2 separate regions of the Homo sapiens genome follow, and region 1 is linked to region 2. A link is a contact called in ENCODE Hi-C data. All regions are on one chromosome and are shown on one strand. The core of a region is the stretch at or near the end of the contact, and the rest is flanking DNA. Distances in the headings are between cores, read along the strand shown. Region 1 holds the start of SLC35A1 (solute carrier family 35 member A1). Region 2 holds the start of CNR1 (cannabinoid receptor 1).

Region 1 (6,813 bases), core at 74-2,573, 690 kb before region 2:
TGAGATTAATCAAATGTCTGCCTCTACAAAGTCAACTCTGGTCTCCTGGGAGCCCCTCCCAATATTAATATGATGCTAATAAGGCATGCAAAATGTTCCAACAATGTTAACAGACCAGATATATCTATATGTATATTTAACAAGACAATGGTATACAACCAACCCTCTAAAAGGACAATTTTGGGGAAAGAACATGCTGCAGAAGGTGTGGGCTGCTGGGCAGCTCAGAATCTTGCATCCCTATTCCTGTAAGTGCTGAGGTATTTTCATATTATTTTAAACCAATCCACATATCTTGAACATCATTTATTTCACCAATGAATTATTTCTAATATCAATTATGATAGCTAATTAACATCCCCTAGTGAAAGTGGAGATTATAGTGGTTAAAATGCCTGTTGATATATCTAATTTTTTTTGTTTTTTGAGACGAAGTCTCGCTGTGTCGCCCAGGCTGGAGTGCAGGGGCGCAATCTCGGCTCACTGCAATCTCCCGGGTTCAAGTGATTCTCCCGCTTCGGCCTCCTGAGTAGCTGGGATTACCGGTGCGCGCCACCACGCCCGGCTAATTTTTTGTATTTTTAGTAAAGACGGGGTTTCGCCATATTGGCCAGGCTGGTCTCGAACTCCTGACCTTAGGTGATCCATCTGCCTCGACTTCCCAAAGTGCTGGGATTACAGGCGTGAGCCACCACGCCCGGCCGATACATCTGATTTTTTAAAGGCCGTTTTGTTGTGCGAAGATCATTAGTTAGAATGCCTGGCTGGGTAAATACAACCGATGACTGCTGACGATATGGAACAGGCACAAGACTTCTGAACGATATGTAGAATAAATTATAACTTATCTAGAACACAAGGTAACAGTGGAAGATAATGAGCCAGGTGGAAGTTACAAATGTTGCCGCAAGTAGTTTCTGTTACTTTACGAGTTCTGGGAGCTTCTCTAACAGCTTTGACAGGAGTGAATCCCCAAGGCTAAACCCAAATCCTTATTTGCCGCCTACTCACGCCTTTGTGAGGACTACGATTCCCAGACGGCAACGCTCCCTTCACTCAACTTCCTTAGCTGGCGGGGAGACGCAGTTTACAGAACTACCTCCCCAACCGAATTTCACACACCTGTCACCTAGGACGCGGCCGGGAAGGCCTCCCTTCGATCCGCGTTCTCCCCATTTTGGGGTGTAGCTTGGATTCCTGAGCCCAGTTTTAGTGCGTGGCCGACCGGGAGGCCGGCGAGGCGCTCTAGGCCGAGCGGCTTCGTCTCTATGACCACAAGGGGCGGTCCCCGGTGTCCTGCGCGGGGGCGCGGAGGGGGCGGGCGTCAGTTCCGCGGGGGGCTGTCGGGGAACCATGGCTGCCCCGAGAGGTGAGAACTGGGTCTGCTGGGAGTGGGGAGTCCGCGGGGGGCGGCGGCGGGCGAGCATCTGCGCTGGTCAGCCCCTGTCGGGCAGCGGAGCACCCTGGTTGCCCAGTGCCTCTGGGGCCTGGCTGAGGCGTCAGGAGTTTGCGTGGAGCCGCTCCCGGCAGTCAGGGCAGCCTGCCTTCCGCTGCGGCTGCAGTCTCCGCGGCTGACTCCGCGCTGGGCAGGTCGGAGTCAGAGACCGCACTGACCTCCACTAGCTGGGAGTGGGTGGGAACCGAATTCTGACAGGCCGGGGCTGCGGCGGACCCGGAGAGAGGCCAGGGCGTGGGTCCGGGGCTGGACCGCATTACCCAGCGAGGCAGGACAGTTCTTCACCCTGGCCCCGCGGCTCCGGTCTCCTCTGCGCCTCCTACCCTGTGGATGCTCAGAGGCTTAAAGGCAGGCTCCGGGCGCAGATCCCATGCGGCGGCTGGGCCATGCAACAACCACTAAAGACATCACTGGGGCGTCAAAACAGCACTGAAATCGTAACGAAAGGAAGATAACAGTCGTTAACAGTTCCCACCTGTATGCTGTGTGTAATTATAGAGAATGCTGTATGCTGCTATTTGGGGTGGAAGCTGAGATCCACCTCCCTCCTCCTGAGGGATGGCACATTCGGGTGAAGGCGTATTTGTTGACTAATTGACATTTAAGGAGGGCGAGTCTAATTGACTCCGCACCACTTTTTGCTGAGCAGTGTGTGTAAGTTGGGACCAGAGGTGGATTCTTTGACTGTGGTGCATTAACCAGGAGAAGTTGGGCAACACCCGGATTCTTGCTCCACCCTTCCTCCATAGAGCACTTGGCTTCACCCTTGAATAAATATTGAACGAATACATAAGGAATATCTTCTTGCGTGGGTTTCAAGTTATTTTCCCTGTTGCGGGGTCCATGTTTCTCATCAGGCCCTGCCCAGGGGCATTGTCTTTAGTTGCATATGCTTCTCTTATGTCTTCTTTCTGTTTCATTTCAAATAAGTCCAATCTTAAAAGCCTTTTTTTGTAGCAACACAGGAAATAAAAGAAAAAGAAATAGAATTGTTTTGATAACTAAAATGGAATGGGGATAGCAAAATTGATCCGAACGAAAACTTATAAATTACAGAAGTCAAATCATTACTTGAAATAGCTGCAACAATGTAAAGGTTTAGGCTTATTGCCAATACATATTTGTTGAGCCTTGATTGTAATCCTAACAAAACTACAGTTTCCATAGTTTCCGAATATCCACAAAGGATTTATCTGGGACTTACAGAATTTCTAAGTTCTTAAGTATTACAAATAATGTCCCCATAAACTATAGTAAAACATAACCGAAAAAAAACATTTTAAACTGTAAGTTTCTTTTGGGGGACATTTCCACACAAACACTATATGGGAGCTAATAGAATTTCGTGAGAAGCAGGGAACAATGCAGGGTTAAGATGTGGCTGCCAGTTGAGTTGTGGGCTAGCTTTATAGTTACTGGCATTGGGTGTGATTTGAATTATTTGCCCAATTTGAAGTGATTACATATGGACTTTTGCTGTTACCCTGAAATAATTGAAATTGCTAATAACTGAAGTTTTATACTGGAGAATTTGTGAATGGAGTGAACAAGAAATAGTTTGGTCTGATGTTAAACTGCCAGAGAAAATCGTACTTAAAAACATTTAGTATTTAAAAGTTGAAATACGTTTAAAAACTGGTATTCCATGTCAAAGCCCAATCTGTTTTGCACATACCTAAACTTATTTGATTACCCTTCCACTTAGATCAGTAGTTATTTTCAAGAATATAATATATATTCCCATATACTCACTATGCAAAAAGGTATTTTTTCAAGTTAATGACAATATTATAAGTCAGAATATGTTTGTAGGCTATCAATATTTGGTTTAGTGTTTAAATATTCACTTTGTTGTTTTTGGAATCAGGAACCTGTACAGTAGCTAAAATAAAGTACTTTTTAGTTTATCAGCCCTAACTTCTCTTATTTATGAAAGTGTTGATAATCTAGGACATGAGATGGCAAACTTTTCCTGTGAAGGGCTGGATAGTCTCTTGTCATAACTACTCAGATCTGCTGTTGTAGGGAAAAAAAAGTAGCCTGGATAATTTAGAAACAAATGAGCATGGCTATGTTCTAATAAAACTATTCATGGACACTAGAATTTGAATTTCCTGCAATTTTCACATATCACAAGATGTTATTACATTTTTTATCAACCATTTAAAAATGTAAAACAATCGTGAGTTCACAGGCCTCATGTAAACTGGCGACATATATAGTTTGTTCACCCTTTATCTAGAAGATGGGAAGTGCCTTCTCTTCTACTGATTAAAGGTTATTGCTGTATATTTTTGAAGTCATATTTCTTCCCTTGTGTAGGAAAGTTTTAGAACAAAGGAAGTATTATAGTGATCTCCTTCACTTCCTTTTATATAAACACTGATTTTTTGGCTCCTCAGATCTTTTGGAAAGAAAGTTTAAGCAGTTAAAAACTATTTCTTCTGTTTTACTTTTTATTTAAAACCTGATATGGTTTTTAAAAATTGCCTACAATTCAGAAAATATTCTTTAATGCACTCGGGAAAATATTTATATTGAAGAACCTGTTTCCTTGTAAGATCCAACCATACTGTATCTAAAGATAATCTGTTTGAAACTCCTGTTTTATTTCCCTATGAAAACTATCTTTGAATTGTGATTAGGCTCCCAAAGCAGTGAACAAAATCTTACTTAGCATATAATGTAGTTAAAGTAGCAGGCTGGAGTCACCTGGTGTCCTTCTGGTTCTTAACCTGGAGTTGTCAAAGTATGGCTCTGGAAAGCCTAAAATATTTGTTTCTGGCCCTTTGCAGAAAAATTTGCTGATCCCTGTTTAACCTTGAGCCTAAAGATTTGAATGGAGGTGAAGGGGAACTGGGGGACAATAGGTGGGAGGTGGGTGAGGAAAGTAGAAATAGTTTGATCCTTGGGTGATGGCAGTACCCGAGCAGGTCTGGGAATAAGGAAGTATGAGGGAGACTTGGTACCCACTGCTTATGGTTTTACCAAAGGTCTTGGACAGGCTCTGGTGCCTGAGAGATGGCTGCTGCTCAGATATACTTGCAGGCAATTCTTAAATTAAGTGTTTATATGTTTCCTGCATTTCTAGTTTTATAGAGGTGTGTTCTTAATATTCTTTTCCTGTGTTATGAATTATTGTTTTGTATAATGCAATGAAATGAGTGGCTAGTTGTAAGTTCTTATTGTGAAAAAGTTTTATATTAAGCCCCACTCATTTCTCAATTATTATTTTCTTTCTGCTGCCTTTAAATCTAGAATATACATTGCTGCAGTTGGTTTCATGCTTTGCATCCACAAGTTTGTAATCATAAAAATATTTAAAATATGTGCTGGGGCCAGGCGTGGTGGCTAATGCCTGTAATCCCAGCAGTTTGGGAGGCCGAGGTGGGTGGATCACCTGAGGTCAGGAGTTCGAGACCAGCCTGGCCAACATGGTGAAACCTCTTCCCTACTAAAAATACAAAAATTAGCTGGGTGTAGTGGCGGGTGCCTGTAATCCCAGCTGCTCAGGAGGCTAAGGCAGGAGAATTGCTTGAACCCGGGAGGTGGAGTTTGCAGTGAGCCGAGATCACGTCAAGATCATGCCACTGCACTCCAGCCTGGGTGACAGAGTGAGACCCTGTCCTAAAATATATGTCTGGCACGGTGGCTCACACCTGTAATTCCAGCACTTCAGGAGGCGGAGGTGGGCGGATCACTTGAGGTCAGGAGTTAGACACCAGCCTGGCCAACATGGGGAAACCCCATCTCTACTAAAAATGCAAAAAATTAGCTGGCTGTGGTAGTGCACGCCTGTAGTCCCGGGAGGCTGAGGCACGAGAATCGCTTGAACCTGGGAGGTGGAGGTTGCAGTGAGCTGAGATCGCGCCACTGTATTCCAACCTGGGGGACAGAGTGAGACCTTGTCTCCAAAAAAACCCACCACCACCACCAATATATATATAATGTAATTTATAACATCCTGAACTAGAATCAGTACGCTACATAGTCTTGCAATTGGGGCACTCCCTAGGAACAAAACTTATGCCTAATTGGCTGATGTTTAAAGTCAGCTGTGGTGTGTGTGTGTGTGTGTGTGTGTGCACGCTCATGTAATTGGCAAACATTGTTTTGAAAAAAATTTTTAAGCATGAGTTTTAGAAAATATTTTGTGCTTGGAATTGGAAAGTATTTTTAGGCTATAACTAGTTTATTAACTTATATATACATATATTGTCTACTAAGTAATGTCTTTGTTGCACGTATTTTCCAGACAATGTCACTTTATTATTCAAGTTATACTGCTTGGCAGTGATGACCCTGATGGCTGCAGTCTATACCATAGCTTTAAGATACACAAGGACATCAGACAAAGAACTCTACTTTTCAACCACAGCCGTGTGTATCACAGAAGTTATAAAGTTATTGCTAAGTGTGGGAATTTTAGCTAAGTGAGTATAAATACTTATAGTGTGTTAAATTATTTTTCTACCTGGTGAGGGTATTTGTTAGAAAATTCAAGCTACATCTTTATATGTTTAATTGCTCTGGGTCAGTGTTTCTCAACTAGGGGTGATTTTGCCCCCCAGAAGATTTTTTAGTTGTCACAACTTGAGAGATGCTACTGGCATCTAGTGGGTGGAGACCAAGGATGCTGCTAAACATCCTGCAATCCCCATGACAGCCTCACAACAAAGATTTATCCAGCCCCAAATGTCAGTACTGCTGAGGTTGAAGAACGCTGCTGTAGAATAGAAGTTGGCAAACTATGTCTCATGGGCCAAATCCAGCTTGCTCCCTGGTTTTGGTGTAATGGAGACTGACTGGCTTGCAAAGCCTAAAATATTTACTGTTTGGCCCTTACAGAAAACAATTATTGACTTGTGTTTTGGATGAATATAATAATAATAACATTTCTTGAGTGTTTCCTATGTTAAGTGCTAGGCACTGTGCTATGTGTTTTTTGTGTTTTCTCATTTACTTCTTCCACATTTTCAAGGTAAGTACTTTACCCCTGTTTTATTGACGCAGCATCTGAGGTTCCTTAAGATTACACTGTTAATATGTGGCAGCACCGGGCTTTGAATCAAAAACATCATGCAAGAATTGTTTAGCTAAGGATGTGGTATAAGAGAGGGTTAAGAATTAGGGGCATTGGAGGAGATAGACCTAATTTTAATCCTAGACTGAGATTGTGGCTGCATACACACTTGTAACCTCTTTAAGCTTCAGTTTGTTCATTTTTTTAATTTGAGAAAATAATATGGGGTGCTGAAAATTAAATAAAATCTAATAGGTAAATTACCAGGGGAAAGATTTATGAGATGGGGACCTATAGGAGTCATTGGGGCAGTTAAGAAGTCATACAGGTTTCA
Region 2 (7,362 bases), core at 2,670-5,169:
AATCCAGGAAACATTTTGGAGAAATCTGAATTTATAAAGTCAATCCAATCTAATCTAAGAATATACAGAGAATTAAATGCTTATCAAAGTATTAACTAGCAATTCAGTGGCAAAAAGTTGAATCCCCCAAGTCCCCAAAAGCAGCATTCATGCAGCCATAATATAAAGTTACCATTTCTCTGAGGATAAGATTAGGAAAGAACTGGAGATTCAGGGAAGAAAACATGAAGTTAAAATTTTGGCAACACAAAGTATATAAACTGATTTTGATTTCCTCTTATTCTTTGACTTCTCTACCAGTCTTCAGTATATAAGAGAAAAATCAGCAAAGCAGGCTGCCTCTCAAAATACAGATATGCAGTATGTAAACCTGGCCCTAGCACAGTGTTTCAAACAATGTTGGGTCCACATTGTTTTAGAGCCAACAGCAGAATTATAAATAATTTAAACCCAAAGCCTGGTTTCACTCTAACTATTTGTCAGTTCAATTAGAAAATGATAAATACAAAAATAGAAGAAACAGACTTACACTGGTGGAGGCATGGCATCCTTTTCAGCAGGGAATGAAAGCTCTCATCTATGTTCTTTATGCAACTGAGCTAACATGGAATTTGGTAAGTAAGATGGAGCCTGTCCTTTAGGTTACTGCCTGTTATCATGCTTTAATTGCTTTAATTAGCATTTAATTCACTGTATATTCTTAGATTAGACTGGATTAACTTTATAACATAGATCAATTCAGACTTCTCCAAAATATTTCCTGGAATAAAAGAAGCAATAACTTTCACCCAGAATTCTTATAAATTCAAGAAGCTATAACCAAATCTTTCATTTTGCTAGTTATGTGTCATTAGGTATTTTCCAATTCAATTTGTTACTCTTGTTTTTGCAGCATTCCTGGATAGCTAGTTATGGGAAATAATCCCTTATTTGGCCAACTGTTTTCTGGTAAGAAACATTTGGTAAGCGTGGTGAACTATAAACTGCTATTAGAAGTTCCATCTCATAATAGTTTATTCTTACATAGCAAAGTATTTGATTTCTAATTCCAAACACTAATATGCAAGACAACCAAGAAGCCTGTCTAAATTTCCCCGTGGTTAATGTTAATTTTGAGTCAAAGCAAAGAACAGTGTTATACGACTGTTTTGAAACAGTTTCTCAGGCTTTGCCTTAGTAATTAATAAGCTGACACTGCATACTAAACACTTATCAACACAATCAATGGGGCTGCTTCCTTCTTGGGAAAATAGGTAAACCGAATCAAAGAGTTTTCTTTTGGAAGAGGCTGAAATATGCCACAAATACAGTGGTTCTTTTTGAGAATTTCATTCCCAGCAGTTTCATCTTGGTAACATTTAACAATTTCACTATTTTACCATTTTGAAATGCCAAAAAGAACACACTGATCCTGCAGCTAGGCTTATTAGAGAAGAGCAATCTCACAGGCAAGACAGAGAGGAACATGGTCCACTGGGAAATGGGTAACAGAAAAAGACAGAAAACAGTGGATAACAAACAAAGCCAAGCACTACTTCAATGTGAGACCTGGTGTTCATCAGAATTTAAAACTTTACACACTAAATAATAATCACTTATGGCTTATTTAAGGTTCTAGTCATAACATTCTTTTTACATACATATATTAATGTTATTAAAATTCAGGGGCATGAATATCTAATTTGCTTTCCTAACAACGAGTATGCAAGCACAGTAATTTTATTTGTGAAAGGCCAGAATTGGGTATTTCCACCTTGTGGCATCATTGTACCCCCATGGACACTGAGAAACACAATGAGACCTCTCCCCATCAGACACTTGATACATACCTCAGCCAAGAGCGCTCCTCGCCTGGAGTGGGAGACATCTTTGAAACAAAAAGAGTCGGTTTACAGTAAGTTCTCCTGATAAGCTAAAATGGATTAGTTTTTTAAAACCATGTCCCACATCAAGTCTCTTGCCCCACTATGGTAACTGCCATTGTGCCTACAAATAAGTGCCTGTAGTATGCAATGTTTAAAATTCTGGAGGTGCATGTCTTCTGCTCATGTATGGATATAATCTGAAAGTAATTTGTCTCACTTAAGAAACTATAAATGGCCTTTTATTTTTATAAAATTGCTCTTAACTGAGTTAGAGAGCGGGGGAGGGGGAGGAGTACCAGGGAAAAAAAGGACAGAGAAAAATCAATTAGTGTATCTTCCCTTGCAAACTGTCAGTAGGGTAGGATTAGAAAAGCAACACTTTAAATCACATAAAGTCCTATGGGAACCTTAAAGGTTGGTTGCTCTGAGCTTCTCAATATTCTGCAAAATAGATTGATGTCAGTGGTGACCCCACTAATACTCAGTGTCCGCTAAGCTTCCTCTAAGAAATTGCATTTCCCCCATTGTTCAAAAGATATTAACTTGGTAATAAAAATGAGGAGAAGTTATGGGACCCACAGAGATATCTTTCAACACCTTTAAAACCAGTAAATCTGTTCTAATCTCTTATTGGATTACATGCCCGAGGAGGCTTACTATATCAGGAAATCAACAACAAAGGCAAGAATAGCACTTATTTGGAGGAAAATAAAAAAAGATGGGAGGCAAAATGATTAATACGTTACTAAACATTTCTTTTGTTTTTTTATCTGTTCAATTTTAAATATCTGAGAGACAATCTATTAAAATCAGAAACATGCATGTTGCTTTTAAACTTCCAAATGACCAAATGACAGTTTCTCATGTCTATTACAGCAAACATATTTTTATTTGAGAGGTGATCCGTTTATGATTTGTAAGCCTTAACAAGAAATGTCTTTTAAAAATGCAACATTAACTTTAGTCATCTAACAGCTAGTTCTGAGTTAAACGGTTCCATCAACATTCAATTTTAGGTATTAGTTACATGGACATTTGTTTTTCCTCAAAGAGAAGTGGTTCCTGTAGCTTTTTATCAAAAGTTTATTATTTGACATACATCTCTTTATATGACATTTACTATTTTACATTAGTCAGTTTCTAGGCTTGCAGCAGAGATCGATGTATTTCCCTGGGAAGACTTAGCTGCTAACATGGTTTATAGGCATTCAGCACCAACTCAAGCGCCCGTTTTTCAAACATGCACAATTACCCATTTTCTACAAACAGACATCAGTGCATACAGAGCCAGGTGCACACACATTCAATAAATAGTAAATGGTAGAAATCTCCAGAAGTAGAACAGATCACAGTTAACAGGCTGGGGCCATACAGCTAAGTAAACACCGACGCACGATTCGCTCACACGGAATAAGAACTCCACGAAGGACACTTGGGGACCACACTGGTCGTACCCGAGGGGGCGGGAGGCGGAAAAAGTATTTCCAAACGCAACTCTGCCAGGTCTTACCCTTCGCATCCCCTGGTCCTCGGGACAGAAGCTCCCTTGGCACCTCTCGCCCAGCTCAGGGGCTGGTTGTCCGCTAGAACGAAATATCCCCCACTGACTACGGAGAGCTCTGCAGGGAGCCGAGGCCCCCGCCCGGGCCAAGGGAAGGCGCTGGCGCCGCGGGAGACAAGAAGAGGCGGAGGCGGAAAAGAAGTGGAGAAGGAAGGGGTGGCAGAGGGAGTAGCGTGCGGGAGGCGGCGCCGGCGCCGGGCTGCTGGCGAGGCGGGGTGGGGTGGAGTGGGGTGTGCCTCCGGCGGGCGGTCAGCAAGTCAGTCCGTCCGAGCGCCGGCGTCCCGGTCTCCAGCGCCCGCCCGCGACAGCGACCGGGACTGGCGCCCCGCTGCTCCGACCGCCGGCGAGCCTCGCCCCTTCCCAGGCTCTTCACTGGGTCCTCCCGCGAGCCCCGCCTGGCCCGGCGTGGGGCCGCCCGTCTCCGCCAGCCCGGGCGCCCGTCGCCTCGTCCCGCTCGCGCAGTCCCTGCCGCTCCCTCCGCTCGCGCTGTCTCTGGCTCCCTCTCGCTCCAGTCCCATTTATGAAGCGCGGTCCCATCACGTGTTAATGAGCCTTTGTCCTGCCCTGGCAGCGGCGGCGGCACAGACCCCGCCGAGGGAACTGCGCGGGGAGGGACCTGAGCGCAGCGCCCGTAGCCCCAAACTTTGCTTGGGGCGGGGGACCCGCCGCGGCGCCAGCCCTGGGGCCAGAGGGGACAAGCCTCTTCGGCCCGCGTCACCTACTTCTCCTCTTCCTCCTCCTCCTCCGCCGCCGCGCTCCCGGAGGCCCCCGCTGCCATGACCTCGCTGTGCTCCCGGATACCCTCACACCCTGACCAGGCCAAGAAGGGGCTGGTGCATGCGCCGCCCACGACCTCGGGGCCATTAATCACACGCTCCCGGGCAGCGCGCATCGCCAACACCTTCCGCGGGGGTCACGTCTGGGGCAGCGGGCTGAGCCGGAAGGGGAAGGGGAGCGGGAGCCCAGAGGCCGAGGCGCGCCGGGCCCGGGGGTGCGGTCTCGCGCCCCCTCCCTCCGCGCAAGGCCGCTCCCGTGGCAGGCGGCAGCGAGCTGGGCCCGGGGCCGGGCTGAGCTTTGGGACCGCGCTGCGCAGCCCCCGAGCCGTTCGCTACCTGGCTGCGGTCGCGCGGCCACCTGTCCTCCGCCCTCGGGGCGCCGCCCAGCTTCGCGCCAGGCGCCTTCTCCAGCGCCCGCCGCCCTTTCCCGGCGAGACCACTCGGGCGCGCCCCGCCCGCCGGTCCCCGATGCAAACAGTTGGGCTCCGTAGGCGGCTGGCTCCGCGCCTCCCGGCCCGGCGCGCCCCCTCCCCGGCCACCCGGGGCCCCGCTCCTCGCACCTTTTCGCTGGAGGAGGACGCCCCACTCCAGGGCCGGACTGGGGGCTCTGGGACTCGGGGGCGGCAGCGGCGGGCGCCTGGGGAGCCGCGGTGTGCTCAGCAGCCGCGGCAGGAATTAGGGGACATGCTCGTTAATTGTTTCCACTATCAGCCGCCGTCTGCCTCCTGTGTGCACGGATCAAACCTTAATTGGTCTTTACATTTATCATGGTGAATTGCGAACCTCCAAACAAGCCTGGGCCGCCGCTTCTGCCGAGGAGGCGCTCCCCTCCCCTCCGCCCCCGGGGCCCTGCAGGGTGTGCGGCGGCGGTCGTGGTTATTTAGACATCTTTATCTCTCGTGAGTTGGATCGGGAGAGGATCGCACGGTTTCCACCTGACGGAGCCACGTCACGTCGGCCACAAGGGCCCCGTGCTGGGCGCTGGGTTCGGTTCCCGGCCGTCCTCTTGTGGCCGCCTTGGCGTTCATTTTATGACACCTTGCCGGTGTTCCCAGACATCATCCCGCACCGCTCCGTTTTACCGACCTCCAGGTCTTCCCGCCCCTGATCAGACCCCAACAGCAACCGTACTATATCTGGACCCTATATTTGAACTACGTGGTGAGAATCTGTGAAAGCGAGCCTCTCAGGGAAAGAAGGAAGATTGTTGAGTTCAAGGTCCTGGAGGAGGGAAGGCTGTAAAACCGTTTTGGAAACGTCAGGCCAAATCGTACAAAGGCTTCCCGCAGAGCACTAGTGCAGTTTTTGAAAATCCCCCTAGACTGCTTTAGACTAGAAGTATTTCCGTCAAGCAAATGACCATTTGACTCCATTGAGAGAGAGAGTCCACCGCTGAAATGATTAAGTCCTACTAGGTGGGTGGTTAGAAAAGGTTATCAATAAAGTTCTGATGGACCCATCGATAGATGGAAGAATGACTGGGAGATAGATAGTAGATGTGGGATTAGTGCTGAGCCTTAACCCTGCTGCTTGGGGAAGGCTCTACTCACAGGCATTTTTAGCCCACCTCCATGGCAGAGACAGCTCCAGCGCAAGATTCAAAGGGAGGAGGCTTCAACATCTGTTGCTTTTTTCTTTTAGGGGTCGTGGTTGTTAGATTTTCCCTTCACCTCACACCCCTGGCAGTAGGAAATATTTGCAAAAATTTTCTCTCCTTATGACCTCGCAGACTCTGATTTCCCAAGAGGCCAGATGACAATAACTTCAAAGTCTCTCCTCCACCTGGCAGCTCAGTTTCAAATGACTGCTAGTAATTAAAAGAAAGGATCAAGGCAGCGCTTCCTCTGACTGTGATAAGGACATCTTCAGTCACAAGAAACCTGGGGGAGCTGGACTCCTAGAATGCTTTCAGGCCACAGGATTTCACTTGGGTGCTACCACCCTCCCCTGTAGCTGGAGGGCGTGAGCTGTTGGAGTGGCAGAGCTGTTCAACATCACTCAGCTAAACAACACTGACACACCCTGGTGGTGCTCCTTCTATAAGGAGCACTTTCCCACATGTTGATCTATACCTTCGTGGTGGTCAGCATCAACCTGTGAAAGGTATTCCATGGAAATCTTGTATCTCAACTCAGCCACACCAGCTTTTGCTTTTTCATAAAGAGGAACAATCTGATTATTGTGTCTCTAAGTCATCCCAAATATCTTCTGATTGACGTTGGGTTTCTTCACTGAATTCTATGAAATTCCAAGCAGAAACCTAAGATCGTTGATGGGCCAGTGTGACCTGTGGCCAGAGCCAATCACTCGGAATCTCATCTAGTAGTGACTCCAGCCGAGATAACTGTTTAGTTTGTTATTCTGTTGTTCAGGGTTGGGGGAAACCTGGAGCCTGACAGCTGAATTGTACTGACTTTCCATTTAGAGCTCAAGGATAATAATCAGTAATGGAGTCAAAATTTGACTTATGACCTGGCATTTTATCACCACAAGTGAATGCTGTGTCAAAAACAAGAGAGTTATGTTCCTTGGCAAATACTGTTCTTGTGGGCCTTCATGTGCATCTTTAAATTTTCGTCAAGGTATTAGACTGACAGACAGGAGAGCTGCTGTACTTTTTCCTTGGATTGGGGCAACTGGAAGAGGGGCAGAGATCAGACAGCAGATGGTGCGAGGGAAAGATGCTCTTCGGTACCTTGGAGTTCACATTTTGCAAGGATCACCTTTATGTGGGAGGAAATGATTTAGTTTCCACATGTGGTTGGCCATCCACTGTACTCCTGAGACAGTCAGCAAGAATGACAAATGCAAGCTGTCAGCCTCCCTATTAGGAACATTATGTTGAGAGCATTCATAAATTTAACATGAAGTGCTGAATGGCTCTTGGTCACCACAAACCCAGGTTGAATTTGAATCCATGACCTTCTGAGGAAATGCCCCGGCAGCCCCTGAACAGGCTTCAGTAGTCCCTTCAGTGCTAGGCTGCCTGGTTTTTCAGATCCTTATCCTTTTAAAATTAGAACAGGGCTATGATGAGCCAATTTACTGCCGTTCTGTGTAATTTAGGTTATTCACTCAGTGAAATGTAGAGGATGAGAGCACAGTTAAGGCTGCATATTTCAACTTCAAAGAAAGATCTCAATTTATGCCTGCCAAAGTG

The links. A loop is a pair of places that touch in the nucleus more often than their neighbours do. Pooled maps may share reads with other maps.
Region 1: a loop to region 2 is called in a map of OCI-LY7, with 4 times the contacts of the local background. The contact joins the promoter of SLC35A1 here to the promoter of CNR1 in region 2. A Hi-C loop is called at or near these places in 1 of 168 maps with a recorded cell type or tissue (OCI-LY7), 5 of 37 single-sample maps with no recorded cell type and 9 of 50 pooled maps.

The regions. Positions count from the first base shown.
Region 1 is chr6:87,471,651-87,478,463 of GRCh38, forward strand. SLC35A1 (solute carrier family 35 member A1) reads left to right here and starts at 1,324. Exons shown (of 8, transcript NM_006416.5): 1 at 1,324-1,369; 2 at 5,712-5,889. The coding sequence starts at 1,354. LOC124901357 (a long non-coding RNA gene) reads right to left here and starts at 1,295. Exons shown (of 2, transcript XR_007059668.1): 1 at 1,123-1,295; 2 at 1-848. RefSeq lists enhancers at 971-1,877, 1,873-2,042, 2,093-2,192 and a silencer at 1,283-1,422.
Region 2 is chr6:88,162,428-88,169,789 of GRCh38, forward strand. It overlaps CNR1 (cannabinoid receptor 1), which reads right to left and starts at 3,920. Exons shown (of 2, transcript NM_016083.6): 1 at 3,376-3,920. RefSeq lists silencers at 3,597-4,276, 4,337-4,776, 4,847-5,046.